Regions from separate parts of the Mus musculus genome. Here region 1 is linked to region 2. Evidence: chromatin loops called from intact Hi-C (ENCODE). Cell type or tissue: heart. All regions are shown on one strand. Links, peaks and the distances in the headings refer to the core of each region. The heading gives the core; the rest is flanking DNA.

What was found. A loop is a pair of places that touch in the nucleus more often than their neighbours do. Peaks named below come from ENCODE experiments on the same cell type or tissue, not always from the same donor. Only the 100,000 strongest peaks of a DNase experiment are listed, where the experiment ranks them.
Region 1: a loop joins it to region 2, with 4 times the contacts of the local background. A loop is called at or near these places in 2 of 42 quality-filtered maps.

The regions. Positions count from the first base shown.
Region 1 is chr2:26,233,804-26,248,208 of GRCm38, reverse strand. It overlaps Qsox2 (quiescin Q6 sulfhydryl oxidase 2), which reads left to right and starts at 10,810. Exons shown (of 12, transcript NM_001302956.1): 1 at 10,810-11,166. The coding sequence starts at 10,857. It also overlaps a transcript of Ccdc187 not described here. In heart, for the core only: a CTCF peak has its summit at 11,101; DNase peaks (open chromatin) are centred at 10,728 and 13,248; H3K4me3 peaks cover 1,710 bases; H3K27ac peaks cover 1,328 bases.
Region 2 is chr2:25,979,146-25,994,493 of GRCm38, reverse strand. Camsap1 (calmodulin regulated spectrin-associated protein 1) reads left to right here and starts at 11,212. Exons shown (of 18, transcript NM_001372499.1): 1 at 11,212-11,712. The coding sequence starts at 11,556. In heart, for the core only: no CTCF peak of the experiment used is centred there; DNase peaks (open chromatin) are centred at 11,063, 11,913 and 12,193; H3K4me3 peaks cover 2,860 bases; H3K27ac peaks cover 2,194 bases.

The DNA.
Region 1 (14,405 bases), core at 6,406-14,405, 250 kb before region 2:
CACCCACTCAGTGAGCCCAGCAAGCAGCCTTTCCTGTTCATCTCTCCAGGAGTTTCAGAAAGCCACAGCCACCCTAGTCCAGCTTTCTGACAGTTCCACATGCCTGTCCACCTCAGAAGCTGAAGATACCCCGCTGCATGCAGCTCCCAGTTGGTCTAGGGAGCTTTCTGCTCATGATTCCTGGGAGGAACCAGGCCTGCCTTCCTTCTGTGACCTCCACCAGGGCCTTCCTCAGCTGGAGGGGGGTCCTGGGAATGTAGGACAAGTGATCCTGCAGAGACTGGAAGGTGGTGAGGTTAGACTCCGTAGTGGCTTCTCTGAGGAGGTAGCTGTAGCAGCAGGCTCAGAGCCAGACTACAGCTCCCTTCAGGCCAACTGGCCACTGCCATTCCCACATGCTCCTTCTCCAAGGTTGGGGTCAGAGCTGTCAGAGTCCTCCAGCCAAATCTGGGAAGAGAAGAGTGAGAACACTGTAGAGCCTCACCCTCGTGTTGAGCCAGACTCAGGAAGTTCCTTGCCTGCAAATGATTCACTGGACCTGGAAGGCAGTGCAGGGCCTCATACCAGTCACACCCCCTCAGGCCCTGACGGGGAACAAGGAGCTTCCAGAACCCATAGGAGTCTGAGTGAGATGTCTAATACAGGGAAAACCAGGCAGATGTCCCTTGTGGCCACCTTCACAGTGTCCCCACCCCAGAGTCCGTCTACCAGTGATTTGAGTCTGTCACTGTCCGTTCCTTTGGGCACATCCTCCTCTGATGGGGCAGGTCTCAGTAAAATAGACATGCCTGCTGAGGCCTCAGCTGGCTGTCAGGAGGAACCCCAGAATGCTGATACAAGCCCATCCATGGAGACGAAGCCCCTACAGGCCTCACCTGGTCCTAAGGTTGCTACTACCCTGCAGGTTTCTTCCGAGGGCAGAGCTCCCCATGTCACAGAGGTAGCCAGTCCCTCGTGTGTAGGTGGCTTCTTGGCTGAAATACTGTCTCCTGTGGATGAGGAGCTGTCTTATGGCAGTGGGGACCTTACATCCTCCATCCACAGGGTCACCCACCTCCTCCCGCCTCCTCCCCCTCCCCAAGCAAAGAGTGATATCAATGAGCCCAACTTCAGCTCACAAGACTTCCCTACCCCGCCTGAGGAGGCCATGATTTCAGGTGACTCACTGGACACCCTAGGAGAGGATACATCCGTTACTGCTGAGGACATGTCCTTCTTATCTGAGGAGGCTCTGGGGGAAGCCCTTTCCCTGGGGCCTCAGGAGTCAGAGCACTGCCTGGGAGCACCTGGGCAAGATGGAGGCCTGGATGACTCAAATTCAGCATCTCCCTTGAGTAATTGGGTAGTCAGCGCCCCCGGGAGGTCCCCAAGACTGTCAGCTCAGGCCCTGAGTTCATCCCCAGTGGCTTGTGTGGCCAGAGAAGGTCTTCAGGCCTCAGACAGTCAAGGTGGACCCTGGGAAGGGGTACAGTGTTTTGAGAGTACAGAGTACCAGCAAGGGATAGAACACATCTTAGACAGAAGGGTAGCCACATCTTTACCCTCCTGTTCTGCACCTTCTGAAAGCTCACCCCCAGGCCCAGTGCCCTTGATACCCAGTGACCAGGCTGAGTCCCTCAAGCACACTAGTGAGGAGGAGAAGGCAGGCCAGAGCTGCTGGACAGAGGACCAGCCCAAGCTTCAGGATTTGTTGGATACACAGCAGCACCCTAGGAGAGACTTGGCTTTTGACCCTGTCTCTGAAAGTGTCTGTGCTGATCTTTTAGGGACAGGAGATGCTGGGCCAGTGGATGTAGTGTCCACCCAGCTCAGCAGGAAGATTTTGTGTGATTCTCTCGCTGAACTGTCAGGGCTGGTCCCTGAAGACAGTCCCTAGATGTGTGCTCTGAAAGATGATAGAAACTCATGGGCATCTGATATGCCACTGTGTGTGTGTCTGTCTATCTGTCTCTGCCTGCCTCCGTATCTGTTGGTCTTCTTTCTGTCTGTCTGATTTGAGGGACCTGGGCTTCCCATTGTGGACTGTCACATCTCAGCTGGCTGGCAGAATGGTCATCTGCAACAGTCAATAGTCTTGAGTTCTCACCATACCAATCATGGGCTGGCTCTGTCTGAATTTCCCCTGGCAGAGTAATTCCCTGATTTTTCCACAACTTCTGTCGGGCTCTTAAAAGGCTCAAACCCCAGTGCTGGAGGCATGCATCAAAGGCTATGTAGGATGGTATCCAGTGGCTGACCAAGGAAAGGACAGGAGGCCAGAGGCTCCAGCTAGTATGAGGTAGTGTGTGGGAGTCAGTGAGGCCAAGGGGAAAAAGTGGTTTCAGACGTCTCTAAGGGAAAGGTGATTGGCTGCTGAGAGGAGCTATCCTGGGCTTTGCCTCAGCTTGCAAATGCCCAGTGTTCACTGTGTGTGCATGTGGGTGGGTAGGTGGGTGGGTGCCATGGTCCCTGTGTGGAGGTTAGAGGACGGCCTTTGGGAGTTGGTTCTTCTCCAGTGACTCTAGGGATCCAAGCAGGACAAGTGCTTTTCTGCTGAACTCTATGTATCCAGGGTTTGGTTTGGCTTTTGTTTTTTGGATTTTTTGTTTGTTTGTTTGATTGGTTGGTTTGGTTTAATTGTTATTGTTTAAAAAAAAAAAAACAACAACATAGGTTCTGGGGATTGAATGTTGGTCCCCATACTTGCAAGGCAAACACTTTACCAACTGATATATGTCTTCAGTCCCGAGCCGGGTGTGGTGGCGCACGCCTTTAATCCCAGCACTCGAGGCAGGCAGATTTCTGAGTTCGAGGCCAGCCTGTCTACAGAGTGAGTTCCAGGACAGCCAGGGCTACAGAGAAACCCTGTCTCAAAAAACAAAACAAAACAAAACAACCAAACCAAACCAAACCAAACCAAAAAAACCTATGTCTTCAGATTGTTTGTGGCTGAGGGACATTTGTTCATCCTGTGGAGATGGAAAGCAGATAACTAGTCACTCTTGACAAAGCCTACACCTTGTTCCCGGGGCTGAGGTTCTTTCTTTGTCCTGTGATTTATTATTTTATCTTACTTTTGCTATCATAGTATTTGCTTGGACACTGATTTTCTCAGGAAAACAGTGACTGGAGCCTCAAAAAAAAAAGTCTTGTCTCTTGCAGGCCTGGCTGACTACACCAAGGCCTAGACTGCCTCCTTTATTCCCTGGGGGCCTTCTGGGACAGAATGACCAGGGTGGTTATTGAAAGTGTGGGCAGGTGACACAGGTGGTTCTTACAAGAAAGTGTGACCATTCTCTACAAGAACACCTTCTTCCCGCAGGACAGACATCCAGGGACTTGTTGATCCAACCAGTCAGGATTTCCTGCTTAATGGTGGGACTGAGACCAGCTTGCAATGCCCATGACCTCATCCAGCTCAGGGGTGGGCTCACCAGGGGACTGGGGTGCAGGATCTCTATAGGGAGTGGAGTGGCCCTGGAATGGACTCCCATAGTTAGTTCCCCAGGAGAATAGAACAATTTGGGGGCATGTATAAGGGTGAGGACAGGCCACTAAAAGCAGTGACTTCTGTCAGAGGCACCACCTTTACCTCCCTCAGCAGATCGTGAGGGACAGCAGGCTGCCTGCCACTCACTGCTGGCTGCCCAGGAGCCACAGTGCCGTCTTGGTTGTAGCTGCTGGGTACTGGTACCCAGGCTTAGACAGTGATGAAACCTTCTCTACCTTAGCTCCACGGAGGCTCGGTGGGGCCCAGAGCAATCAAATGGATGGGCTGTCTTGAGGAATTCTAGGATCTTGTGCTAGCCTCTGACTGGATGCCTCGTGCAGGCAGGAGCATCCTTATGCATTTACTTGTACAGGGTTCTCTCGCTGTCCCCAGGGAAGTGGCACTGTGTGTGTATACTTATGTATGACTGGGGTTTGCTCTATAACCCAGGTTAGCTTTGAACTCTTTCTGCCTCAGCCTCACAAGTATGGGATTATAGACATGAACGGCCTTGCTCTCCAAAGGGAGTGGCTTTTTACGCAAACCCAGAAGGCAGTCTTTTCAGAGGCAGCAGATTTCAAAATCTGATTTTTGAATCTGGTTTGAGCAGGATGAAATGGAGTGAGGCTCACATACATGGTGGGAACTCCCAGAGGTTGTCTTAAATCAGCACGCATGTGCACATGTGTATGTGTGCATGTATATACATGGGTGTGTGTACCTACTCACCTGTCACCCACTCTTCACTTCCTCACAGTCCCCTGTTTGTTGATGGTGCTCACTCTTCATCTTCTGGGTCCCATTGTTTCTCATGCATGGCTTTGCCTGTACTCACCCCACCTGCTCTCTCTCCTCCTCACCCCCTCACCTCTCAGCTTTGCTCTTGTCTTATTTTTAACCCATAAAAACTATGCTTACTGTCAGGCGGTGGTGGTGCACGCTTTTAATCCCAGTGCTCAGGAGGCAGAGGTAGGCAGATCTCTGTGAGTTCAAGGCTAGCCTGGTCTACAAAGAGAGTGTGTGTTCCAGGATAGCCAGAGCTATACAGGGAAACCCTGTCTGGGAAACAAAGCAAAATCATGTTTATGAATAATCTGTGCCAAGGTTTATGCTCCATGAAAAGGCTGTGTCATAGGAGGTGATGTTTAGTTTGGAGATTGGAGAAATTACTTACATAAAAGCAGGTGAAAACTTCACACACTGTAGCCCGGTAATATGTACACATTTGCCTTATATATCAGTTTTTTTTAATTAAAAAACACTTAAATAAATGACCTAAAATTTGAAGAAATTCTTTGGAGAATGATTTTTTTTTTTAATGAGACAGGGTATCTCTGTGTAGGCCTGGCTGTCTTGGAACTTACTCTGTAGACCAGGCTGGCCTTGAACTCAGAAATCTGCCTGCCTCTGCCTCCCAAGTGCTGAGATTAAAGGCGTGTGCCACCACCGTCCGGCGGAAAATGATATTTTTTATACTTCTGTGTATACCAAGATTCAGTCTCCCAGCACTGATTGAAGCATCTGACTCCCACCACTCTATCAATACTGGATCCTCATGGGGACTCTTCTCAGATATCCTGTGGTTGCCTTGTGTCATGGAGGTCCTGCAGCTTTGGATCTGTCAGGCCAGCCCCTTCATGCCCTCCAGCAGTTCATAGATGGGGTAGATGTTGGGCAGGCCAACTCTAATCCCTGGATCTGGATCTGGGAAGTAGCTGAGTTGGTCAGCCTGGCATGTCTCCTGTGCCACTATCACTAGGGTGAGTTCTCCAGCACTGCCCTGCCTAGCTCACCCAACGCCACAGCTGGCAGCAGCATGGGCCCGGATGTACCCCATGGTTTCAGATGGCAGCACAGGCCACTCAGGTGAGCATGTCCCCTGTGGCAACCCAGCCCTCAGATATCCACATGTTCTGCAGCAGGACCACGGACCCAGACATGACCCCTTGGCAGCAACCCAGGCCAGGACGACACCGTGGCCCACTCTGCCTGTTCTCACCACTGTCGAGTTTCCAGGTCTGTCTTTCTCTCCCAGCTTCACTTCTCTTCCATCTCCACCACACACACCATCTCACCCATCTCTCCATCACACATTCACCCATAGTAGTGACGCCTGCAGCAGGTGCTTGGCTATCTTTCTTCCCACTAACTTGGCCAGGGCCTCCTTTCACTGTAAGAGTCTTGTGGATTAAACTCAGGTCACCAGGCTTGGCAGCATGCCCCTTTACTCACTAAGCCATCTCAATACCTCCTTTTAGTTTTTATCAACACCTGGAGAGAGAAACTAAGACCGGGAGGGACAGGATTGTGGGGAGCCGCCCTCACATTCGCCATTACAAGATGGCGCTGACATCCTGTGTTCTAAGTAGTAAACAAATAATCTGCGCATGTGCCAGGGTAGTTTTCCACTCCATGTGCTCTGCCTTCCCCGTGACGACAACTCGGCCAATGGGCTGCAGCCAATCAGGGAGCGACACGTCCTAGGCGGAGGATAATTCTCCTTAAAAGGGACGGGGTTTTGCCATTTTTCTCGCTTGCTCCTGAAGAAGTAAGCAATAAAGCTTTTGCCGCAGAAGATTCCGGTTGTCCTGAGCGTGTTCTTTCCGGTGGGGACAAAAGCTCGGGATACAGGATCTCACTAAGACTCCCAGGCTGCCCTTAAGCTCACTCTGGCCCAAGCAACCTTGAACTTTGAGTCTTCCTTTCTTAGTCCTGAGTAGCACAGGGCCGCACTACAGTGCAGTTACCTTACATTTTAACACTCATTTTTCCAGTGTTGGGGTAGAATGTGCCTTCAGCACTGAGTCTCCCACCCTAGCCCATCTAATCGCTTTTTAAAACTTAAAAAAATATATTTAAAAAGTTTGTGTGTGTGCCTGTTTTGCCTGCATGGATATATGTACACTATGGATGTGCCTTGGTGCCTGTAGAGGTCAGAAAAGGGTGTTGAATCCTTGGAACAAACAGCTCTGGGCCACCATGTGGGTGCTGGGAATCAAAGCCTGGTCCCCTGCCAGGGCAGCAAGTGCCCGTCGCTGCTGAGCCATCTCTCCAGCCTCTTCTCGTCGAGTTTTAGTGACATAATTTACATACCATAAAGTTTTCTTTTAAAATGCACATATTAGCTGGGCATAATGATGCCTACCTTTAATCCCAGCACTGGGGAGGCAGAGGTGGGCAGATCTATGTGAGTTCAAGGCCAGCCTGGTTTATAGAGCTAGTTCCAGGACAACCAGAGCTACACAGAGAAACCCTGACTTGGAAAAAAATGTACATATTAGTGATTTTTTAGTATATTCAAGAAAGTGTGCAACTAGTTATTTTTTGAATCAGAGGGCCCCTATGGGTATGGATTCCTGACAGATGAGCATCTTGCTAACCTTGGAGACATGTGAGTCCAGGGCTGATCCATCTAGGTCTTGGCTTCTCCTGCCTATGCTTAGATGCACAGAAGTATGGATCTCCTCTGGCTAGCTTATGGCCCCTGGGAAACCCAAATTTAACAACACAAGGAATGGGAAAACCCCCTGGGGCCAGGTCACCATATTTGTCCCGCCACTGCTGCCTGTTTTGGTGCTGGTTCCCAGGCCACTTATAATTCCTTTGTGCCCCTCTGTGAAGTAGGCTACCTTCCCAACAGCCCCTTGCAGACCCACAGTCTAACTTGCCTCAGGGGCATCCCAGCCTCTTAGCTCCAATGGACCGCTCAGTAAGCTAACACATGGCTCCAGGGATCTGCCAGCTAATAGCCTGCACCAAGTTTCCTGGCCCGCCCAGTGCACAGAAGAGATTTGGCTCAGTCAGGGAAAATGAAGTCTTTTGTGTATATAATCTCAAGACACATTTCTGACCTATGGCTTTCCTATTTCCTGCTCTCTTGTTCTGGAATAAATTAATCTAATTTTTAAAAACTTTTTTTTCCTTTTCTATTCGTTGATAACTCCATTGGATTTGTGGCTGAATGAGAGAAACTATGCATTTTATACACACATATTTGGCATGACAATAAATATCCCCCATTAAAACCTTGCAAAATTGCCTCAAGTTCCACAGCACACCTCCCTTGCCCCCGCCCAGTCTATTTCATGGGGATTGGTGCTGAAATGTGGGCACAGTAGGGCTACACACACAGTATAGCCAGGATTTCCCCCGACCCGCCTTCCCTGGCTACAGAGCAGGTGCAGCATGCGTTAGCCTTGGCACAGTGTCCTTGAAGGGAAGCTGGCGATGGGAAACTAATGAGAATCAGGCCAGGCTGTCTGAAGATGGGCTGCAGCTGCAGGAGCCAAGTTGTAAAATTGCTCTTGTGGGCGGAGAGAAAGTGTATCTGCAGAAAGTGCTGGACACGTTTTATTTGCCCATGTGTTCGAGCAGGGTGCTTTGGCATTCAAACACATTGATCGTAGTAAGGCTTCAGTCCCAGGTCCCTCCCTCCAAGGTCTCAGGCTGTACCTGCCCTGGTTCTGATTCCTCATAACTACTTGGACCAATAAATCTTGACATGAGCCTCGGGAGAAGTTATTATTTTTCATAGAAAATAGTTATTTCTCAGTTAAAGCACACTTTTGATTTTCCTGTGATCTGTCTCTGTCAGTGCTTTGCAAACCAGTCTCTTTAGACCATGCTTTCAGCTTTCCACATGCCAAACTGTCACATGAATTTCCCAAGTCCCTGGGGCCCCATGCTCTCCTGCTCTACCATGACAGCCACTCTCATAAAACATATACAAAGGCCACTGGGGCTCTTACAAATGGTTGGGAACCATAAACTCCCTGGAAAGTGTATTCTCATCTTGCCTGCTGTCTGAGCCCTGCCCCAGGACTGGCTGCATGGGCTGGGACTACAGTGGACTTGTCATCAGTGAGACATAGTTCAGCAGTAGACATAGCTCATGTAGTCCCCAGCAACCTGCAGAGTCTCCTCAACTTTCAAAGATCCCCATCCAGGTAACACCAGATCCTTGACTTTGCCACAGATAAGAATTTCAGGATGGGCCAGATGGTAGTGAAGTCAGAGTTCATTAGGAAGAAAGCAACAAAAACTTCAGCATAGTAGTTAATAGAGAGATGCTTAGGGAAAAAATAAGGCACACCCAATCCTGGGTGTTGACTTCTCAAAGGAGAGTCATATCTAAGTGGCTTTGAAATAGCCATGTATAGGATTTCAGAGGCTATCAGAGTTTTTTGCTCAACAGATATCTAAGGGACTCTCCCTTCCTCTTCCTCTTTTCCCCTTTCCAATAAGTGAGATTATAGGATGGTTCTGAAGCCATCTGGATGGAATTACAATCTGGTAAAATAAAACCTTGGGCCACAAGGAGTTTAAGGAACTACTTTTCCTGTAAATGAGTTCCTTGTGAAATTCCTAGAAACCTGCAGGTTTAGATCGAAAAGACACAAACATGGCTTGCTGCTACTTTAACATCCTTATTTTAAAATGTTGTCTCTGTGTCAGCAAATGTTAACTGCATTGGAATTCTTGACTATCAGCTAGAGACAAGCGTCAGCCAATCTCCAGACTCTCTCATATCCCCTGAAGTTTCCTTATCCATCCTGCCTCAGACTTTCTTGCCTTCTGTGTAGAGTTGGGACCTGAAGATCAAGCTCTCCCATCCCAGGCTGGCCTTGTCCAGATCCTTTCCACATACAAACTGAGGGTCAAGAAGCCAGTCCTGCTGGGCATGGTGGCACACGCCTTTAATCCCAGCACTCAGGAGGCAGAGGCAGGCGGATTTCTGAGTTCGAGGCCAGCCTGGTCTACAGAGTGAGTTCCAGGACAGCCAGGGTTACACAGAGAAACTCTGTCTCAAAATTTAAACAACGACGACGACGACGACGACAAAGAAGAAGAAGAAGAAGAAGAAGAAGAAGAAGAAGAAGAAGAAGAAGAAGAAGAAGAAGAAGAAGCCAGTCCTACTCTCATGACTGCCTCCCCCCACCCTACCCCCAGGCAGTTTCCCTACCAGTCTCTCTGGTCCCTTGTCCTGCTTATTCATCCTCTGGTGACCATTAAAAATCAAATAGCTTCTCTGTATTTGTCTCCCAACCATGTCTCCCTGTTGCAGGATATTTGATCACAATGTAAACCCCAAGACTGTGTTATTTACTGAGAATAAAACCGGTTTCTAGTTGTGGTGTGGCTCAGCCCTTAGCACACACCTTTAATCCATGAGCTTTCTGTTTATTGTAAACAGTATAGATTAGATATAGATATAGATATAGATATAGATATAGATATAGATATAGATAGGCTTTTCAAGACAGGGTTTCTCTGTATAGCCCTGGATGTCCTGGAACTCACTCTGTAGACCAGGCTGGCCTCGAACTCAGAAATCTGCCTGCCTCTGCCTCCCAAGTGGTGGGATTAAAGGTATGCGCCACCACGCCTGGTTTATTGTAAACAATATTAAATAGGTCAAGAGGAAGAACAAGAGACCAGTTGACAGGGAGTGAAGTAGGAAAAACCGTACAGTGAGAGATCAGGTAGACAAACAGGAAGTAGAAGAGATTACATATTCTCTCTAGTGTTTGGAGAAAGCAGAACATTAGCATAGGAAAGTAGACTGAGTGATTGGAGAAGCCAGACATGGTGGTGCACATGTGTAATCCCAGTCCAGGGAGGCAGGAGGACAGATTCAGGCACATAGTGAACTCCATGCCAGCCTTAGAACCCTGTCTAAAAAAGAAGAGTCAGGTCTACCTCTCCTTTCTACCATCTTAGCAGGAAGCCAGCCAACTTTACCAGGTGGTTCTACTGTATCATGTGGGTTATAAAAAGGTCAAGGGATCATCGTGGATGTTTGAAGTTGACAGGTAAAATCATAGGTTGCATGTAAAATCTAGGATTCATGCTACATAAGAAATACAGGCATATAGCAAATATTTTTTCGATCTGTTTTTGTCCTATTAAATCTGCATTTCAGACTGAAAATCTTGGCCTGGTGTTTACTCAACATTCAACATGGCACGGGCTATTTCCCCTTGCTAAATCTGGCTACTTAGGCCCAGGACTTTCACTAGGTGAAAATTGCTTGCGGGTTTTAAGATTTTTAAGAGTTTTTTTTAATTGGGATAGGGCCAATGACCAGAGGCAGGGGCGGGGCCAGGAGCACAGGGGCGGAGCAGACTTAAGGAATGAGGCGGGGCCTACATTCTGGGGCGGGAACAATGTTCGGGGGCGGAGCAAAAAAGCGAGCTGTGCGGGACCTGGAATGACCAGTGCTGGGGAGGGGGGTCAAATTACGAGGGCGGGGCGAGAACGAAGAGTAGTGCCTGGGAAGATTAGCGGATTCGGGGGCGGGGCTAGTGCCTAGGGCGGGACCGGCGCGCGCAAGCACGTGACGCCGGTTGCCAGGGTGAAAGGTCAACGCGCCGGCGGCACTCCCAACATGGCTGCCGCCCGGGCTGTGGCGCGGGATCCAGGAGCTTATGCGCGGCAGCCACCGTCTCTTCGAGCCGCGCGGCTGCCGCGGCTGCTCTTCCTGCTGGCGGTGGTGGCGGCAGTGGGGCCCCGGGAGGGCGGCGGGGCGCGGCTCTACCGCGAGGGCTCAGACGCCGTGTGGTTGCTGGACAGCGGCAGCGTGCGGTCGGCCACGGGCAACAGCTCAGCCGCGTGGCTGGTGCAGTTCCACTCGTCGTGGTGCGGCCACTGCATCGGCTACGCACCCACCTGGCGAGCGCTGGCGGCGGACGTGCGAGGTGAGGGCCCCGCGCGCCGGTGGACGTTCCTCCGACGCAACAGCTACGTGGGCGAAGCCCCACAGATGGGGCCGATGGCTTTCCTGAGGTCGCCAGCTCAGAACACCGACTTCAACATGTCCCCAACCACTTATCCTAGCCACTACCCGATCAGTTTGACTTTCCCCATACCCAGCAATTGCATTTCAGAGGCTACCCTCTCCACTCAGGAAGGTCCCCATTCCTGTCAAACCTCAGCCTCGTTTGCTAGGTAGCCGACCATATGGTGGGCATTGGGCTGAGAAACTTAGATACCCACTCTGGGGACTGCTCTGCAACAGCAGAAAGTTTACAAAGCGTCTTCTTGCTGGGCTTCTGGGTCACTAGCCATAGCTTTCAGGAAATCTTCCCATATATGTTTAGTTACTCACCTTTGTAGAACTCAGACCCCTTGGAGCAGCTCCTGTAAATGGAATTTAAGTGGCCTTCCCAGCACTGGCTTACATTTGGCTTCACTGGCTTACAACTGTTGAACTAACCTCTAATTACAGATCTCTCAGGGCAAGACAACAAATTGTTACTCTTTTTCCTGCACCTTTGGTTTTAGGTCTGATGTTGAACACTGCTGTGTTCTTCTTAAACAGATTTGCAAAGAAGCCCTTTTTCCAAGTACGCAATTGCAGATGACTATTTTAAAATGTTTACCCTCTCTTTCCTCATTGTTGGGGCACTTTGACTTATATTTTTTTATTTTTTTGAGACAGTTTCATGACGTTGTCCAGGCTGGCCTTGAATCCATTGACCTCTGCTTTGGTCCTTATGTAGAATCTAATGACATTGTTCTCTTGGGTCGTAAGTTTTCTTTTTCTTTCTTCTTAATACTTAATTTGTTTTGAATTACATGGGCGTGGGTGTGTGCAGGTGAGTGCAGTTTCCCTTGGAAGGCAGAGGTTTTGGATTCCCTGCAGCTGGAATCAGAGGTGGAGGGAGCTGGGAATGACACTCCAGACTGAAAGAGCAGTGTGTGGGGTTTTCTTTGTTTGCCTCTTTATTTATAGTTTTTCAAGCCAGGGATTCTCTGTGTAGTCTTGGCTGTCCTAGAACTCACTCTATAGACCAGGTTGGCCTTGAACTCAGAAAGATCCGCTTGCTTCTGCCTTCTGAGGGCTGGTATTAAAGGCGAGCACCCACAACACCCTGATGCAGTCTGTGCTTTTAAACTTTGAGCCATCTCAGTTTCCTTAAGTCCTTGACAAGCACTAGCCAAAAGTGAGACAAGACAGTGAAAAGACAGTTTATACACTGGTTTTTTGTGGGGGTTTTATTTTTATTTTTTGCCACTCAATAGAGGAGAGGATTTTCCATTTCTTAATGCTTGTTGGTGGACCTGCAGGTGACCCTGGCAAGACTTGTTGGCAGCTTTTTTGCTTATATCAGTTCTGGCTTTCAATCTGGTAGCTAACTTGTACAAGCCACATCACGTGTTATAAGCTGGCTCTTCTATTAACCAAACCAACAGAGAGTGCTGCAGTTGTCCCCGGAATTTGAAAGGAAGAACAGTTCCAAAAGTGCCACAGTAAAAATGCACAGCTAATGCTGTGGTTGGCTTAGTGAACTGCAGTTGTCTTTAAAGAGTGACTGGTGCCTAGAAGATGGGGCAAGGTGTGGTGAAAGTGAAAGCTGACTGGCAGGGGCAGGTGAGGGCCTGAAGAGGGGTGCAGGATGTTGAGGGCAGAACTGCCTGAGTCAGGATGTCAGAGGCTCCTGAAGCAAGTCACCTGAGGACTTGGTAGGTGCTAACCCTAGTGTTATCAGTCCCAGCCTAGGCTGCTGGGTGGATCCTAACTTCTGGAGGTGTCTGGTCACCTGTTGTAAGGGATCCTGCCTAACTGCAGGATCCCTTACAACACCTACAGAAGTGATGACATCCCATGTGATGCCTGTCATGTTGGACAGCTTCCCCAGGAAGCTTCTGACTCTCACTCCAGTCCTCCTGTGACAGTGACCTCAGTACCTTCCGTGCCTTGCCTTGTAGACTTGTGTGTAGAATATGGGAAGCACTAGACCTTCTGCCTGGCCTCCACTTGGCTATGCTTCCTGCTGGCTTCCTGCCTGGGTGATCTAACAGGACAGAGGGTGCTTAGGGGTAATCAGTCACCTGTGAGTTGGACATGCAGGCCTTGTATTGGGTCCTCCCCAGTAGTTTCTTCCTGCCTCCATGAAATAGCACCTAGTGGCTTCTCCTAGTCCCGACCCTAGTCTCTGGTTGGACTGGCTGTGTTGCCATGGTTGACAATTAGCTAGAAGGTACTTTATGCTTGTCTTCCTGCTCCTCAATCTTTTCTAATTGAATGAGCAGCTGGAAAAGGTCGTGGGGGTTGGGGTGGGGGTGGGGGTCCCCAGCTTGTGTCTGGAGGGAGGGCGTCCTCAATCTTGTGTCTTAGGTTGAGGACACCTGCCACTTCCTCAAAAACGTATGGTGAAGTTTTTTTCTCTTCTCTGACTTTGCGGGGAAATAGCGGTTTTCCTTATGACAGATAGGCTAACAAAAGATCTACTGTTCAGTGGATCCAAAGGCCATTCTCATATTTATGTGGCTCTGGCTTGGGCCTTTCTTATCTTAAGTATTTCCCAGAACAAACCCTGCTCTGTTGAAATCTGTTATCTCAAACTGTCATGTTTAGCACAATCTGAGTTGGCAGTTGACACCTGCACTTATTCTCCTGGGCACTGAAGGATTTCTGTAGAGACCTAGGAGAACAGGAGTGTGCCCTGAAGCCTGTGCCCCTAAGCTCTTGGTGACCTCGGGGCTCTTTCTCTCCCCTTCAGTCCTCCGTGGAGAGAGAACACATCTGTGGTTGCCCCTAAAGTTGTTGGTGAAGGACTTGAAAGGAGACCTGGCAGGTACTCACCACAGCATCTAGAATGTGTCCAGAGCTGTCTGGCAAGGAGGTGTTTAGTCTCTGATATTGCAAATAATGGTACCAGGTGACAGACAGGCCACGTGATTCCAGAGCCCCTTTGGCTCACTTCCTGTGTCCCTCTAGAGGACATTGCGAATTGAGAGTAGGAGATGTTGGACAGGTGGCTAGGCACAGAGTGTGTTATCCACAGGCAGAAACACAGGTGAGTGCTCTGTCACTGCTGCCAGCGGTAGTGAGGCCTTCATGCCTCCCCTCTGTTCCTCCTTCCCATGGCGCCCGGTGCCTTCTGCTTGCACAGGCTATTGAAGATGGCTGCTTAGTATTTGCAGAGTGCTC
Region 2 (15,348 bases), core at 7,349-15,348:
TTACACCCACACGCTGCCTGTCACAGCCTGTGAGGGAATGCAGAACACCTAGCTGGGTCCCACGGCGACCCTCTTACTTAGATTACAACTTTGGAGGGTGAGAAGGGGTATTTGATTTCATAATGCCAAAACATAACCTATTGAATGAATTACAATTTTTATTACGGAATCTTGCCGCTACTCCTGCTTCTCTCTTGTGTCCTTTTTCTCGTACTTCCTTTCCTGTCCAGTGCATGATGTTTAAGGCCGCAAATAGTCCAGCTCATACCAATAATAAAAGAAAAGAAACAAACAAGAACGTGTGATGCCATGTGTCTGGTCTCCCCACCCCCAACGCTGACCGTGTGGAGAATACCTAGGTTTTTTCTGGAGGAGCAGCCGTATTCCATGGACTTCACTGGAGACTCCTGGTCACAGTGGCTATCTCCCTGGATGCTCAGAACCTCTTCCCAGGCATGGTCTTGATGTTTGGTTTTATCCAGCTTATGGAAGATCTTTTGGAACTAAGGGGCTGCCTGTGAGGGTTTTTTAATTCTACCTTGAGGCTATGACTCAGTTTCTTTACCTGGGCAAGAGTCTGGAAACTGCTGTTGGGCACCTGCTCAGACCTGAGACTCTGCTGGGCCTAGTCCCATCTCCCTTCACACCCATTTTAATGTGGATCCCAAAGAAATGTGGACATATCTCCAATGTGTGAAGACAAAATTGCCTCTGGGCCACACAAAGTCAAGCCTTGGGCATGTTCTGCAACACTTATTATCTCTGGAATTCAGAAGGTCCCAGAATGATGAGAGTGTGAACAGTGCTTATGTCCCAGAAACAGTTGGATTTGAAATGTGTGAAGACCACTCAGAGCAGTGTGGCCAGAGGCACTGTGGCCTTGGGAGACCTCAGACTTGGACTTGGGTAGCATGGAGTTTTTCTACTTGCCACCATCCAGACCACTGTTTTCATTCCCTGCAAAGCTGGAATCCTGAGCTGGTATGGGTGAAAACATAGCCTACATCCTTGGTTTGGGCTGTGTGGTCCACAGATCCTGACTAATAAATGAGACAGAATCCAGGCCAGAATCAGTCCATTGTGTAGTTGCTGGTAGCATGTTGTCTACTGGGTGGAGTGGGGAGTTGGAGACAAATATATGTTCCAGGAGGGCAGGCATGCAGGTGCTTTGCAGTCGGTCCAGAGCTGGGATAGGGCTATGCTGTCTCAGGAGCTTAGGAACCCTGGATGCACAAAAGCCTGGGAAAGCTTGCTTGTCTCCAGAGGCCTAATGGCTATGCAAGGAGCTTTAGTCAGTTAGTGTGCAGGAGATGCCTAAGCAGAGTACAAGTGGGCATCCCCTGGGAGCTTGTGAGCTGCATCTTGCAGGACTTAGGAACAGAGGGCTATATTAAGGAAGATCAGGCTGGGCACAAGCTTGGAACTCCTGGACAGCTCACAAACCTTAGCTGCCATTACAGTTTGTGACCACTCAGTGCTCGGCTCTACCCAACTAACAAACACTCCCACTGTTTAGTCTTTGAGAGGCACTAAGTTTAAGTAGCATTTTCTCCTTGGGGGAGCAGCTAGGCAGCCTCGCCCTTGTGCTGGGCTCTGCTGGTGCCCAGTGCTGGCTGAGAAGCTAGGGTAGAGATACTCTAGTCCCTTTCATACACTTTCCATTGTAGAGTCCCATTAGCACCTCAATTAAAACATTCCCCAATTACCCAGGTGAAGATCTGGTGTGTGTGTGGGGGGGGCAATGCTGATTTTTAGGAGTTTTGCTTTTTATTCATAGCTCTTCCTTTATTTGGATTGCAGTCTCATCATATGTGCTTAAGAACCTTCAAATATGAATCCAAATAAATCCATTATAGCCAGTGATGCCACATTTGCCTGTTATCTCTTGGATATAAACAGCCACACTTCAGTGGCCACCAAACTATCCAGCATACCTTCCTTAACTGTAAACTGCTGCTGAAGCGATCAGTTTTAGCATCTGCATAGCTATGAGGAGCTCAGCAGGAGTAGGGGAGAAAAGGAAGTCAACCTTGGCATATTGTCAAAATGTGGCCAATCTTGGCTTTGGTACCAGTGCTGGCACCAGTTACTTTCTTTGTATTTTGTTTTGTTTTTTTGAGGCAGGGTTTCTCTGTGTAGCCCTGGCTGTCCTGGAACTCACTCTGTAGACCAGGCTGGCCTCGAACTCAGAGATCCCCTTCCCTCTGCCTCCAGAGTGCTGGGATCGAAGGTGCGAGCCACTACTACCCGGCTGTTGTTTCCCTTTTTAAAAGCACATTTGCACATCTTGTCTGGTTCAGGGCGTTTCCACTCCATGCCCATTAGGCTGCAGCCCTTTTTCTGCTCCAGATCTGCTTTGGAGTCAAAAGTATGTTTTCTTCTCTGGCTTCTGCTACAGCCAGTGAGGGGACAGGGCTAGCTCTCCTGCTCTAATGCCCTCAAGGCCAGCTCTCCTGACTGCCTCAGATAGTGAGGGGTAGGGGGTGAAGGTAGAGGGTATCACCCACACCCACACCACCTCATGTCAAGACTTGTGCTAGTCACCCTTTGGATAATCTGATAAAAGCCAACCTCTTCTGAGGGAATGCCTTGTTATATGGCACAGGCTGGCCTTAAACCCTCAATCCCTTAACCTCAGTCTATCCAGTAGTGCTGTGATAACAGGTGTATGTCACCACACTTAGCAAATTAAAAGTCAGTTCACTGTTTTAAATTTCTTTTCCTCTTTGTCATTACAAAGATGGAATTTAGGGCCTTCCACACACTAGGCAAGTGTGCTACACTGACTTATATTCCTAGCCCTGTTTTTCTAAAAAAATTTTTTTTTCAAGGCAGGGTTTCTCTGTGTAGCCCTGGCTTCGTTGGAACTCACTCTGTAGACCAGGCTGGCCTCGAACTCAGAAATTCGCCTGTCTCTGCCTCCCAAATGCTGGGATTAAAGGTGTGTACTACCAGTGCCCGGCTAAAAATGTATTTTGTGTGTGTGTGTGTGTGTGTGTGCGTGTGTGTGAGTGCATGTGTGTAAGTGTGTGTGTGCGTGTGTGTGTGCGTGCGTGTGTAAGTGTGTGTGTGTGTGTGTGTGTGCGTGTGTGTGAGTGCATGTGTGTAAGTGTGTGTGTGTGTGTGTGTGTGTGTGTGTGTGTGTGTAAGTGTATGCTGTGTAGAGGCTGAGGCAGTTGGATCTCCTGGAACTGGAGTTAGAGGCAGTTCTGAGTTGTTATGTGGGTTCTGGAAACTGACCTGGGTGCTCTGCAGAAGCGGTGGGTGCTTTTAACCATGGACCCATCTTTCTAGCTTATGCCAGCCCCGTTTTTTTTTTTTTAAACAAAACTGTCAAAATAGGGCCTGGTATAGTGGCTCAGACCTTTATTCTCGGTACTTGGGAGGCAGGGATAGGTGGATCTCTGTGAGTTTGAGGCCAGCCTGGTATTCATGTCCCATTCTAGGATAGACAGGGCTACATAAGAGAGATCCTCAGCACTCAGGAGGCAGAGGCAGGTGGATTTCTGAGTTCGAGGCCAGCCTGGTCTACAAAGTGAGCTCCAGGACAGCCAGAGCTATAAAGAGAAACCCTGTCTTGAAAAACCAAAAAAAAAAAAAAAAAAAAAAAAAAAAGAGATCCTGCCTCAAAACAAAACAAATCAGTCAAAATAGCACAGGAAATGCTCCCACCTAAGTTTCTGTCAGTGCATGTATATATGCACAAGGCCAGTGAGGGGTGCTTTCCTTAATCATTCTTCACTTTAGTTTTGAAAAACATTCATTACTTTTTTACTTTATATGTGTATGGATGTCTTGCTCTATGTATGCATTCTTCATGTGTGGCTGGTGCCTGTGGAGGCCAAAAGTCCGCAATGGAACCGGAGTCCAAGATAGTTGTGAGCTGCCATGTGGGTGTTGGGCACTGAATCCAGGTCGCTTGAGCCATTGCTCTTGTTTTAGTTAGGTTACTGCTGCTGTGGTTGAACTCCATGACCAAAGCAACCTGGGGAAGAATGGGTTTATTTGGCTTACACTTTCACATTGCTTATGCATCACTGACAGAAGTCAAGCAGGGCAGGAACCTGGAAGCGGGAGTGGTTGTACAGGCCTTAGAGGGGTGCTGCTTACAGACTTGCTATTGCTGGCTTGCTCTGCCTGCTTTCTTATAGCACGTGGGACCACCAGCCCAGAGGTGGCCTCCCCCACAATGGATTGTCCCCTGACCCATCACTAATTGAGAAAATATCTTACAGAAGAAAATGGGGGCGTTTTCTCAATTGAGGCTCCCGTTTTTTTGGATGAATTTAGCTTGTGTCAAGTTGCCATGAAACTAAGGCAGTATAGCTCTTAACCACTGAGCATCTCTCTAGCCTTCCCACCTTATCTTTTGAGAGAAGGTCTTTCACTGAACCCATCTTGACAATTTGACTCAGGCTCACTGTATCCTCACAGGAAGCAAATGGCTGTATAATCTTCAACGGTAATGCTCAAATTCTACCCAGGAAACACTTGTGAACAGGGAACAGTCCTCAGGACAGGTGATGGGGACATTTCTGAGTTCTGTGTCCATACTGCCATTCTGGTGTCTGCTTTTTTTTTTTTTTTTTTTTTTTTTTTTGACACTGGGTTTTACTATGTAGCAGAGGCTGGCTTAAACTTGCCATCCTCCTGCCTCAGTCTCCTAAGTGCTGAAGTCACAGGTTTACAAAAAAAAAAAAAAAAAAAAAAAAAAAAAACACACACACACACACACACACACACACACACACATCTAGCTTCTACCTGGTTTTGCATAGCCATGTCACAAAGGGATAAAGTTTTGGTTGGAGACCTCAGGGGGTCTGCACTGAGGTCTGGAACAGCCTCCTTCTCAGTTCACCTCTGAGCTCTGCTCACACTTAACAGGAGTGAGTCCAGGAAGGGGATGGGGGGCACTTTCAGTGGGCCACCCAGCCTCTTAGTAACAGGAGCTTCTGCCATAATTCCAACTGGGTGCTGCTAGAGTTGTGTGTATATAGTATATGTGAGGACACTTTAGACTCTCAGCTCTTGGGATGGGGATAGACAGCTGTCCCAGGTCACAGGTAAACTGTTACAAATGCCTCCCTGCTCAGGGCCCTCAGGAGCCCCTCCAGGTGGCCTCTTTCCAGCTTCCTGTGGTGCCGTCTTGATATCTTTTCCAGAACTTCCTGTTGGGATGATCAGTGGTCTTTCCACGACCCACACTGGGCCAGGGCACTTTTGATTTCCCTACTGTCTGTGTGGACACTTGAGTATGAACTCTGATGCAAGGGCCAGGAAGAGAGAAGGAAATGGTGAGTTTAGCGGGCCATACACATCAAGCCTGTGACTGTTCTCTTTGGGGACATGGATCCCACTCACTATCACCACAGACTGGGAGCAGTCCTCAGAACCACGCATCTCCTAGCTGCATCATTATCTCCTGGGTATTTGTGATGAGCCCATGCCCAACAATAGTGACTTAGGGCATACCTGTTCATGTTCATACCTGTTGTATGTCTGGATGGGGGTGGAGGACCAGTTTGAACCAGAATTTGTGAGAAGACAGGTTAGGGAAGCTGGCCCTGGCTTGCCTTCCTCTGGGAGACACTGGAGCGTTCAGGGCAGGGTGACTTCCTCCTGCTGTGGTTGCGAGCTAGTTGGGGTGGGGGTGGGGGTGGGGGTAAGCCATTTCCCACTGTTTGATTTGTACTTTCATTGGATCCTGACTGAGGATTCAAGGATGGACAGAAGAGGAAGCTGTTCCTCATGGCTCCTTAGAATTTTGATAGCTTCTCCAATAGAGAGAAGAGTAGAGTTGGTTCTAGGTGCTAGGACAGCCTGCCTTCGGGTGCAGCGCTCCTTCCCGTGTTAAGACAGCAGCTCTGTGCAGAAGCCTGATCAAATGGCTTTGAGGGAAGATCCTGAAAAATGAAAACAAACTCAGCGCCTAAGCCAAGGGCTAAGCTCACTAGCCTCTCAGCAGTCAGCTCTACCCAGCCCAGGATGGCTACTGTTCCTCCACGCTCAAGTCTGTCTTCCTCCGTGCAGTCTGCTGCTGGTCTCAAGTGACCCCGGGCTGTGCCTTAAGCCCAGGGCACCTTGTGTTACTGGACCCTCCACCTGCCTGCTAGCCATGTGGACCAGTGTCACTAATGACCCCAGCATATCCTTTGATGGTTCTATCCTGGTCCAACTCAGTAGCTCTGCCCAAGCCCTTGCTCGTGTTTCAGCTCCTGTCCGGGGGGGATACAGTCCAGACAATTGTCCCGGCTTTTTCTGCATCTAACCCATAGTACCCCTGCTCTGCCACCAGTGCAGAAGTAGCTGGTACCCACCCCGGTCAACCTTCCTGCCCCTACACCTCCTGCTTTCTTTCCTGATGCTGAGGAAGGAGGAAGGCCCTCTCTGCTAGGCTTCTGCCCAATTGTATGACACCAGCACTCTGCTGTCCTATCCAGCACCAGGTCTTCCCATTGCTCCAGTATATCAGTGAGCGTTCCAATGATGAAATCTTGCCAGTCTTAAAATAGACCTCGCATAGCTGGGCGTGGTGGCACACGCCATCAATCCCAGCACTGGGGATTCAGAGGCAGGTGAATTTGTGAGTTTGACATCCAGAGCTCGGCTATCTGTACCTTCTGTAGCTCCCTAGTGTCAGATTCCCTCCTAAAACTGCACCTATTGTGAGAATTCTTTCCCTGGGGAGACAATACCAATCCCCTCTTCATAAGGGTAAGGCCCCAAAGACAAATCAAAGTTCACTGTGCAGAACCAATGAATTTATTTGGCCTTACTTACAGAACATGGGTAAAGTGCTCCTTATAAAAGTGTGGGACTCTAGAGCAGCTGCGTCAGAATTTTTTTGTTTGTTTTGTTTTATTTTGTTTTTCGAGACAGGGTTTCTCTGTATAGCCCTGGCTGTCCTGGAACTCACTTTGTAGACCAGGCTGGCCTCGAACTCAGAAATCCGCCTGTCTCTGCCTCCCGAGTGCTGGGATCAAAGGTGTGCGCCACCATGCCTGGCTCTAGAATTTTTTTTAAGGTACACCTAGCTGTCATGGAACCTGCTATGTAGACTAGGTTGGCCCCTAACTCAGAGTGCTTGGATTAAAGCATGAGATACTATGCCTGACTTTGCACCAGATGGTCTTTACCCATCATAGTTGGCTTCCCCATAGGTGCAAAGATGGAAGTCTCCACTTTCAGCTAGGGCACCTGCAATCAAAGCTTTATTACAAATGGCCGGGACATGCCACAGGGAGCAGCTGGAATCTCAGGCAAGGGCCCAATGACCGTTCTTACTCCCTCCTTCCACAGTTGATCTGATAAACCTGGCAGCAATTCTGCTCAAAGACCAGCACCGTACAACAGCACTCCATGCCTGGGGCTTCTGCTTTCCTTTATGGCACTGCCTCCCTGGGCCTTGTCTCTCTGCTACAGTAACTGTGTCTCATGCCTCCGAGGGCCTCTGTTTGCCTTTATAGTAGCAGCATCCCATGCCTTCCCTACTCTTCTGTTCACTTTACCTCAAACTTTCTAAAAGGGGCTAATTTTGAGTATCAACTTTGGGGGATTTAGAGTCATGTGTGAGGAAAACTCCTGGACATGTCTATGAGGGCATTTCCAGAGAGGCTGAACTGAAGTGAGACAACCCGTCCTGAATGTGGGTGGCACCGTCCTACAGGGTGGTGATCCAGACTGAATAGAAATGAGGTCACCAGCTGAGCACAGGCATTCCTTTTGGCCACCTCACACTCCTGCTTCCATCCCGTCCCTGTCATGATGGATTCTACCCTCCGAGGATGCCCATCCCTTTAGTCCTTTGTTTCACAAAAGTGTCTGTCAGGGATAGTAAGTCATCATGGAAACCAGGAGTCCTTCTCCAGATCCCCGAGCCCTCCAGGTTCCTTCTCTCCTCTGCCTCTCGCCTTGGTTAGGCCCAAACCCCTGGGCTTGGATTAAAATGGACAGATTCCTAGAAAGACACAAAGTATGGAACCTGACTCAAGAAACAGGTGACCTAAGCAGGCCTCTAGCAATGAACTAAGTCTGTCTGAAAGGCCACCGCAGAGTCACCACGCTTGGTCCCTTGTAGCTGGACTTTGGCTAGCTACTTTGTGGGTTCTTTTTTCTTCTACCCTTCTTCTTCCACCATTCTAACCTTTTAACACTAGATAGCGGGGAGAATGAAAGAAATCCCAGATGAAGTCAGGTTGGAAAGGGGCAACGATGTCATTAGACTACTTCCTGATGATTTGGGTGTAGACCTGCTTGGGACAGCTTTGATCTTTACTGTCAGGATATCTAATTTTTTCTTCTTTCTTCTTTGCACATGCTGCTTAACAAACTATAACCAACAGAATCCAACCAACAGCCCACACAGACTCTTGGGGCGCTGGCATTTATACAGCCTCGGAAAAGTCCCCAGAATTCCAAACATCACACAATCCCAGAAACTGTCTGCTGCTGGCACAATCACACCCCTGCTAAAGCACGAGGTAAATCAGTCAGCTGCTGTGGACATCTGAAGTAACCCTACATCCCACACTTGGGGTTAAAACAAGAACATATTCCCATAACCTCTCTCTCTCTCTCTCCCTCCCTCTCTCTCTCTCTCTCTCTCTCTCTCTCTCTCTCTCTCTCTCTCTCTCTGTGTGTGTATGTGTGCGTGTGTGTGTTTTTAAAAGAAACTGACATACTTACTACAGTCCCTGGAATCCGCTGAGGAAGAGGAGAGTGGACTCTGGAAAGCTATCCTCTAACTGCCACAAGTGCACATGGCACGTGCACTCACCTCATTCTCCTCACCCCGAGCCAGCTACTGAGGCAAGGTCAAGGTAGGTCTATCAGATACTTAGAAACCATCTCTTCCCCAAACTGTGAGAAGGGCCAAGCATGGCAGTGCACATCTACAATCTTAACACTGTGGAAGGCTAAGCAGGAAGAATCCAGAAGTTGGAGGTCAGTGTGACGGCATACAGAATGAATTCCAGACCAGCATGGCAGTAAGACTGTGGCTCAAATAATTAAGTCAAACCAAAGCAAGAACATAAAAGAAACACTCCCAAGTTATTTTACTTGCCCACTAGCAATCTGCTTCTAAAGCCACACAGACACCACATGCAAACTGCAGACTACAACGTGCCATGAACACTCAAGACACAGTAAACAAAGCTAGGTAGTATGTATGTATGTATAAAAAGGACTATGCTCCATGCCAAGTGGAATTTCTTCCAGACTACAGGGGAGGAACAGTATCTGAACACCAGACAATGTTATAAACGACAGACAGACTAAAAGCCTCTACATGACCACCAGATACAAAACAAAGCACCACACAGATGTACAATGGATGGATTTTCTGAGCTTGATAAGAGACACCCATCAAACCGAACAGCATCACAGTCAGTGCAAACTGGATGCTTCCACCAGATCACAAGACAAGGGGTCTGCTTTCCCCTGCTATTCCACAGGGCACTGGGGCTCTAGACAAGGCAGGAAGGAGGTAAGAATGCTCTTTACCCACAGATAACATGTCTGAAACCATTCAACTAGCAAATGGATTCCTCAGAGCTGCAGAATACAAAGCCAGAACATCAGACCACCATCCCTGGCCCCCTTTCTTCTCTCTCCTATATTCTCAGGTTTGTCCTGTTACCTACCTGGCATTCCACCCCCCCCCCCCCGGCCCCATCCCAGTCCGGCCAAGTTCTGCTGTCCCACCACCTTTGGCCCCAAGTCTGAGCCTTGCTGGTTTTACACACCGGGGTTTAGATCAGCCTACCATAGCAGCCCAGTCTACTGCTCCTCGGACAGACACTAGGCTCACTTTTTACTCCTTTCTGCCCAAATGTCATTCTCTTCGGTCTCTCCATGGGTACCCAGCCCTAACCAATTTTTATTTCATTTTATTTTAAACAGGGTCTCACTATGTGGTTTTGGCTGACCTGGAACTCGATTAGAAACAGGGTGGCTCTGAAGTCACTGAGATGCACTTGCCTCTGCCTCCCAAGTGCTGGGTTCAAGATACTTGCCACATGAGGCCACTATCCATTTTTTGTTTGTTTTGTTTTTTGAGACAGGGTCTCATCTCCAGTAGCTGAAGCCGGCCTTGAATTTCATCTAGATCCTCCTGCCTCCAGTCTCCCCACTGCAGGGATTACAATCATGGGATACCATGCCCAGGCTCATCCGCGGCTCTTTCTGACTACATCATACATGCACTTGGACTTGAGGGACAGCTACCTGTACAACATCCACTCTACACACTGCCTTCTTCATACATAGGGCGGCTCTGGCAATGACAGAAGTTAAACACCTTGAAGTTTGCAGATGATGGTTAGTAAGGTCACCCACGCCCGGGCCGGAGGGTTCCTGAGCCTTCCCAGGGGCTGGTGCGCACACAGTCCGCTCTTCAGTGACATCTTTCTCCTTCCGCACCCAGTTTTCAAAAATATACTATTGCTCCTTTCAAGCACTAAAATGCAGGTCACACGCGACGATGGTCCTAGGCTGGCATCCATTTCCCTTAGATGCCAAAACTGGTTGAGAGATCTGATAGTGCCCACCGAGGAGGAGGAGGAGGCGGAGCTCGCGGTTGCTCCGGACTCCCGAGAGCTGCGGGGATTGTTTCTCTGGGCTAATCTCAGGCGCAGTTCTCGAGCCGCACACACTCTGCGACGCCCACTTTCTGCCAGTCCGGGCGGAGACGTCTTGGCATCTCAGTCCACAGATGCAGCACCGGTGCAGACTCTAAGGGCGCTCAGTTCTCAGAGAGCTGGCCTTGCCAGAGGTAGAGGCGAACGTCTCTGCACACAGGACTGAGGCTCAATCAAGGCCAGAGATTAGTCTCTCAAGTTGCTAGGAAACAGGCTAGCCCTCAGAAGAGAATACTGCGCCTGCGCGGGATCCGGACAGGGGCGTGTCCACTGTGCCGGGGGGTGGGCGGGGAGGGGCCGGATGGACTAGCGTGTATGCAGCCTTGAGGACGAAGTAGAGGCGGGGCCGAGGGTGTGTCCATAGCTACTAAGGACACGGACTGGGCTAGGTTAGAGGGGCGTGCCTACTCTGCAGGACCAGGGCTGGGGGCGGGGCTGAGGGTGTACCCAGAGCATCTGAAGAAGGGGACAGGTACGGAGCCTTCAGGAGGAGGGCGGGGCGAGCGGGCGGTGTTACGGGCGGTGCCTACTGCGCTTGCGGAGAAAGGTGGGGCTGCGGGGGGCGGTAAGTGCGCCTGCGTGACGCGGCGGCGGCGCGTTAGCTCCCACCCGTTGGCCGCCGCCTCAGCTGCCGCTTCTCCTGGGCCGCGCACGCGCCTCCGCCACCGCCCCCGGCCCGTGCTCGCACCGCGCTTGCCCCGCGCCTGCCCCGCGCCTTCCTCGGCCGGCGCTTGCCCGCCGCCGCCTGCCCGGCCCGCTCGGCGCCTTCTCGGCCTCGGCTCGGCGCCCGCAGCATGCAGCAGCCTGGGTGGCGGCGGCGGCCGTGAAGTAAGGGCCGTGCGCCCGGGCGGGCGGCGCGGGAGGGCGGCGGCGTCTTTGTTGCGGCCGGGCTGCCGCGGCCTTTGTCTGCAGATGGTGGACGCGGGCGGTCGCTGTGCCGCCGAAGGCTGGAGGAGGATGGAGGCGCCCCCGGAGGGCGCCGACCTGGTGCCGCTGGACCGCTACGACGCGGCGCGGGCCAAGATCGCCGCCAACCTGCAGTGGATCTGTGCGAAGGCCTATGGCCTAGGTGGGCGGGCGCGGCGGGGTCCGGGGTCGGGGGATGGGATTACAGGGAGACGGACGGGGAATGAATCCGGTTCCAGGATGGTACTAGAGGGGAGCCGACGGGGAACGCACTGGTTTCGGATGCGACCGGGAGGTGTCGGACGGGTATAGGAGCCGGGGTATGGGACCAGAACTGGGGTCGGACTACGACGGGGGATGGGACCAGAGGGGAACGCGACGGCCGCAGAATGGGACCAGAGGGAGACCGACGGAAACGACCAGGTATGAGACCAGAGGGGTCAGAAAAGGGACTGACATGCTGGGGGATGAGAGCAGAGAGTTTCGGACGTTGGACAGACGGGGCAGGTTGGGACCAGAGGGGATCTGACGGGTCTTGGGGGGATGAGACGCACGGGAGGAGGTTGTAAGGTCTAGGGACAAGGAATGGAGACAGAGCCAAGATTGAGAATGAGGCCGGTGACAGGGCCAAGGCGCGCCTTCGCGTGGTGTCAGTTCAAGTCTTGCTGTTCTGGCGGCGGCCCAGGTGAGCGAGCGCTGAGGTAGCCCAGGGTCGGTCCAGGCATGGGACTGTGTTCGCGTGTCATCCATGCTCTCTGAGTCTCGGTGGGTGGAGGGTGCCTATCATGTGCAGTGTTATTCTCTGGCAATTGGACTGGTCCTCTAAGTCCAAGAAAGACTCTTACCTAAATAACCACTGCTTAGCTGTTCCTTACTGCATCAGGGTGACTAGAAGGCTGGATAGTTTGAGACTTAGTCTCAAACTAGAGTTCCAGCCAATCTGGTTTATATATTATGAAATTTGGTACTTAACAGAACAGAAGTTATTGGATACTCCAAAGATACATTATGTGTAATACAGATTGTATAGAAACCATCATCTCCTTTGGTTAATTCCTGTTGTAAAGAGCAAGGTAACCTTGTTTATGAAGCCTAATATGCTTAGTAGGATTAGGATTCTCTGATTTGGTGCTCTGGGAACATTGCAGACCAAATAGTGCTGGTAATGAGTTGGTTGGGAGGCTCTAGTATCAGGGCAGGTGTCTTGTTTTAGGCATAAAACTATGATAAATGAAGCATAAATTACCCTTGTGCTGGCAAAAACATTACCTGAAGACTTGGGTTACTGAGATAACCCTTTCAGGAAAGGGTTAGGTGACCACTTTGGAAAACTTGCTAAGCAGGTGTGCTCGGTGACAGTGGCCTCCAACTAGTCATAAGAACAAACTGTTTTGTGAGTCTTGGGATTAAATAAACTGCTTTATTTTAAATTTACTTCTGTGGTATAAAACTAGCAGTGAGGAAGAAATTCTTTTATAGTTTTCAGTGTTATAATTCTTGGTCACTGTTTCTATTCAGTGCAGGGCTTTACCTTACTTAAAAAAGTGCAATTGAAGAAGTTGGGTGGTAGCTGCCCAAGCTTTTAATACCAACACCCGGGAGGCAACACAGAGAAACCCTGTCTTGAACCCCCCTTTCTCCCCCAAAAAAAGTGCAATTGAGAAAAGGTGTCTGCTACCTACCTAGAGCAGCGAATGAGTGTCTGGCCACTGGCCATTCTCTTTGCTAGCTCCACACTTTGCCCATCTCCCACCTTATGTTTCTTATTGTTTGCTTGGCATTACTCTAAGCTATTAGCATTCAGGTTTTTTTTTTTTTTTCTTTCTTTTTTTTAATGAGACAGTATCTGCTATGGAGTTTCCTATGTAGACCAGTCTGACTTTGAACTCCCAGAGATCCATTTGCCTCTGTCTCCTGAGTGCTGGAATTAAAGGCGTGTGCTCATTTTTTATATTTCACAATTTTTTATTTTATGTGCATTGTTTTTTTTTTTTTTTTTGACTACATGTATTTCTGTGTGACAGATGTCAGATCCCCTGGATAAGGAGTTACAGACACTTGCAAGCTGCCACATGGGTGCTTGGAATTTAACCTGGGTCCTCTGGAAGAGCAGCCACTGCTCTTAACCACTGGGCCATCTCTCCAACCCTCTAGTTGTTCTTAGGTTCATCTTAACTCCCAGCATTTTCTCCATTGGTAGTATTTCGCCAAGGCTAGCCCACCACTTGTCATGGTGCATTCTTGGGCATAGTTCCTCTTCTTTCTACAAGTTTTCACGCCTGTGTATATGTATGTTTTAACCTGTGTGCTGGGGGTGGACCTCCTGTGTATATGTATTGTTTTAACCCTCGTGCTGGGGGTGGAACTCAGGATTTTGCTAGGCAAGTACTCTTGCTGAGCTGCCTTCTTTTTTTAAGGCTGGCATGTGGAGATAGTTTACTTAGATTCTGTTTCCTTAACAGGGTGAGCGTGTTGAGTTTTGTGTAGCCTTAGCATTCAGCTTGGGGGTAAGGTATCTAGAGATAAGTTTTTCTCTCTCAGTGTTGGCACCTGACTGGTTTAGTTTTATTCTAGTACCAGATTACTTGTGAGATCTGGTTGCCTCATCAAATAATGGAGAAAATGGGCTTTAAGGTTTTAGAATTATTAAGAGTGCTCATTTGAAGACTGGAAGAGCAAGACTGAGGCCCAGCGTGGGTCTGAGCCTAGGTGACCCCATGACCTGAGGGCATGCCTCTGCTAGCAGCATGCATATGACGTGAGTGTTAGGAGGTCTAGTTTCTTTCCATTTGCTGGGGTAAATGAGGTTTCTATACTCAGCTTCAGAATTTGGGAGGCCCTAATTCATATGAGCAAGCTGTCTAAGCTGGAGGGGTGCTTGTGCTGTTCGTAGTCTGGTGTGAATTTACTTCTGCCAGCCTGGAGTTGGGTCTTCCAGGAACATGGGTGAAGAGGGAGTTTTGGCAAGGTACACATTTTGGCAAGGTACACAGGGACACCCCGTCTACCCCAGTAAAATTCTGATGCTGGTCCTGGTCATGCTGCTTTCTTTGCATCTGGATGCTTCACTGACAACTTAGTTTGTCTGGGTGGCCATAGGGAAAGGGTCTTGCATGTTTTATGTGTTATGCACTGTTTGGTTAAGTCACGAAGTGAAACCAGCTTTTCTTCTGTATAGGAGTTGAAAGTGTGGTGGAATTGTGGGGCTAGCCACTGGAGACTCCATTGTCACTTGCCCCGGAAGTCTGTGTCCCTGTGCCAGGCTGCTATCTGTAGTGAGTGGCAAGCTGTGGAGCTCACCCTAGCAGGCTTTGGGTTTATGGTTATGAAGAAACATTTTCTCAAGATTTATTCTGCACTCATGCCACAACCAAGATTTGGGGCTGTCTTGTGCTTCTATTTTTAGGTTCCTTCTCTCTTTCTGGCAACTCTTTCGTGACATTAACAGTCTTTTTGTTGTTTTTTAGGAGTAACTTATTAGGCGTGCTGAAAATTGTTCACTTAAATGTGTCTGCAAAGAGGAGCAAAGTCTGCTTAGCTCCAAGAGTGTATGGTAGCATTTGTGTGAGACCTGCATAAAATTGATAGAGAACGTCAAAGTGCTGCTTAAAGGAGCATTTATTTTCCAGGGTAGTGTGCTAGCCCAGGGCTGCAACAGTCCTGGCTTTGGTTTTGGGTCGATTTGCATTCTGTTTGTGCTCTGAGCAAGCTCAGAGGTATCTATCTAGGCTTTGGTTTCAGGGGAAAGTGGGGGAATACCAGTTTTTATCTCTCAAGGACAGTGGCACACACAGGGACC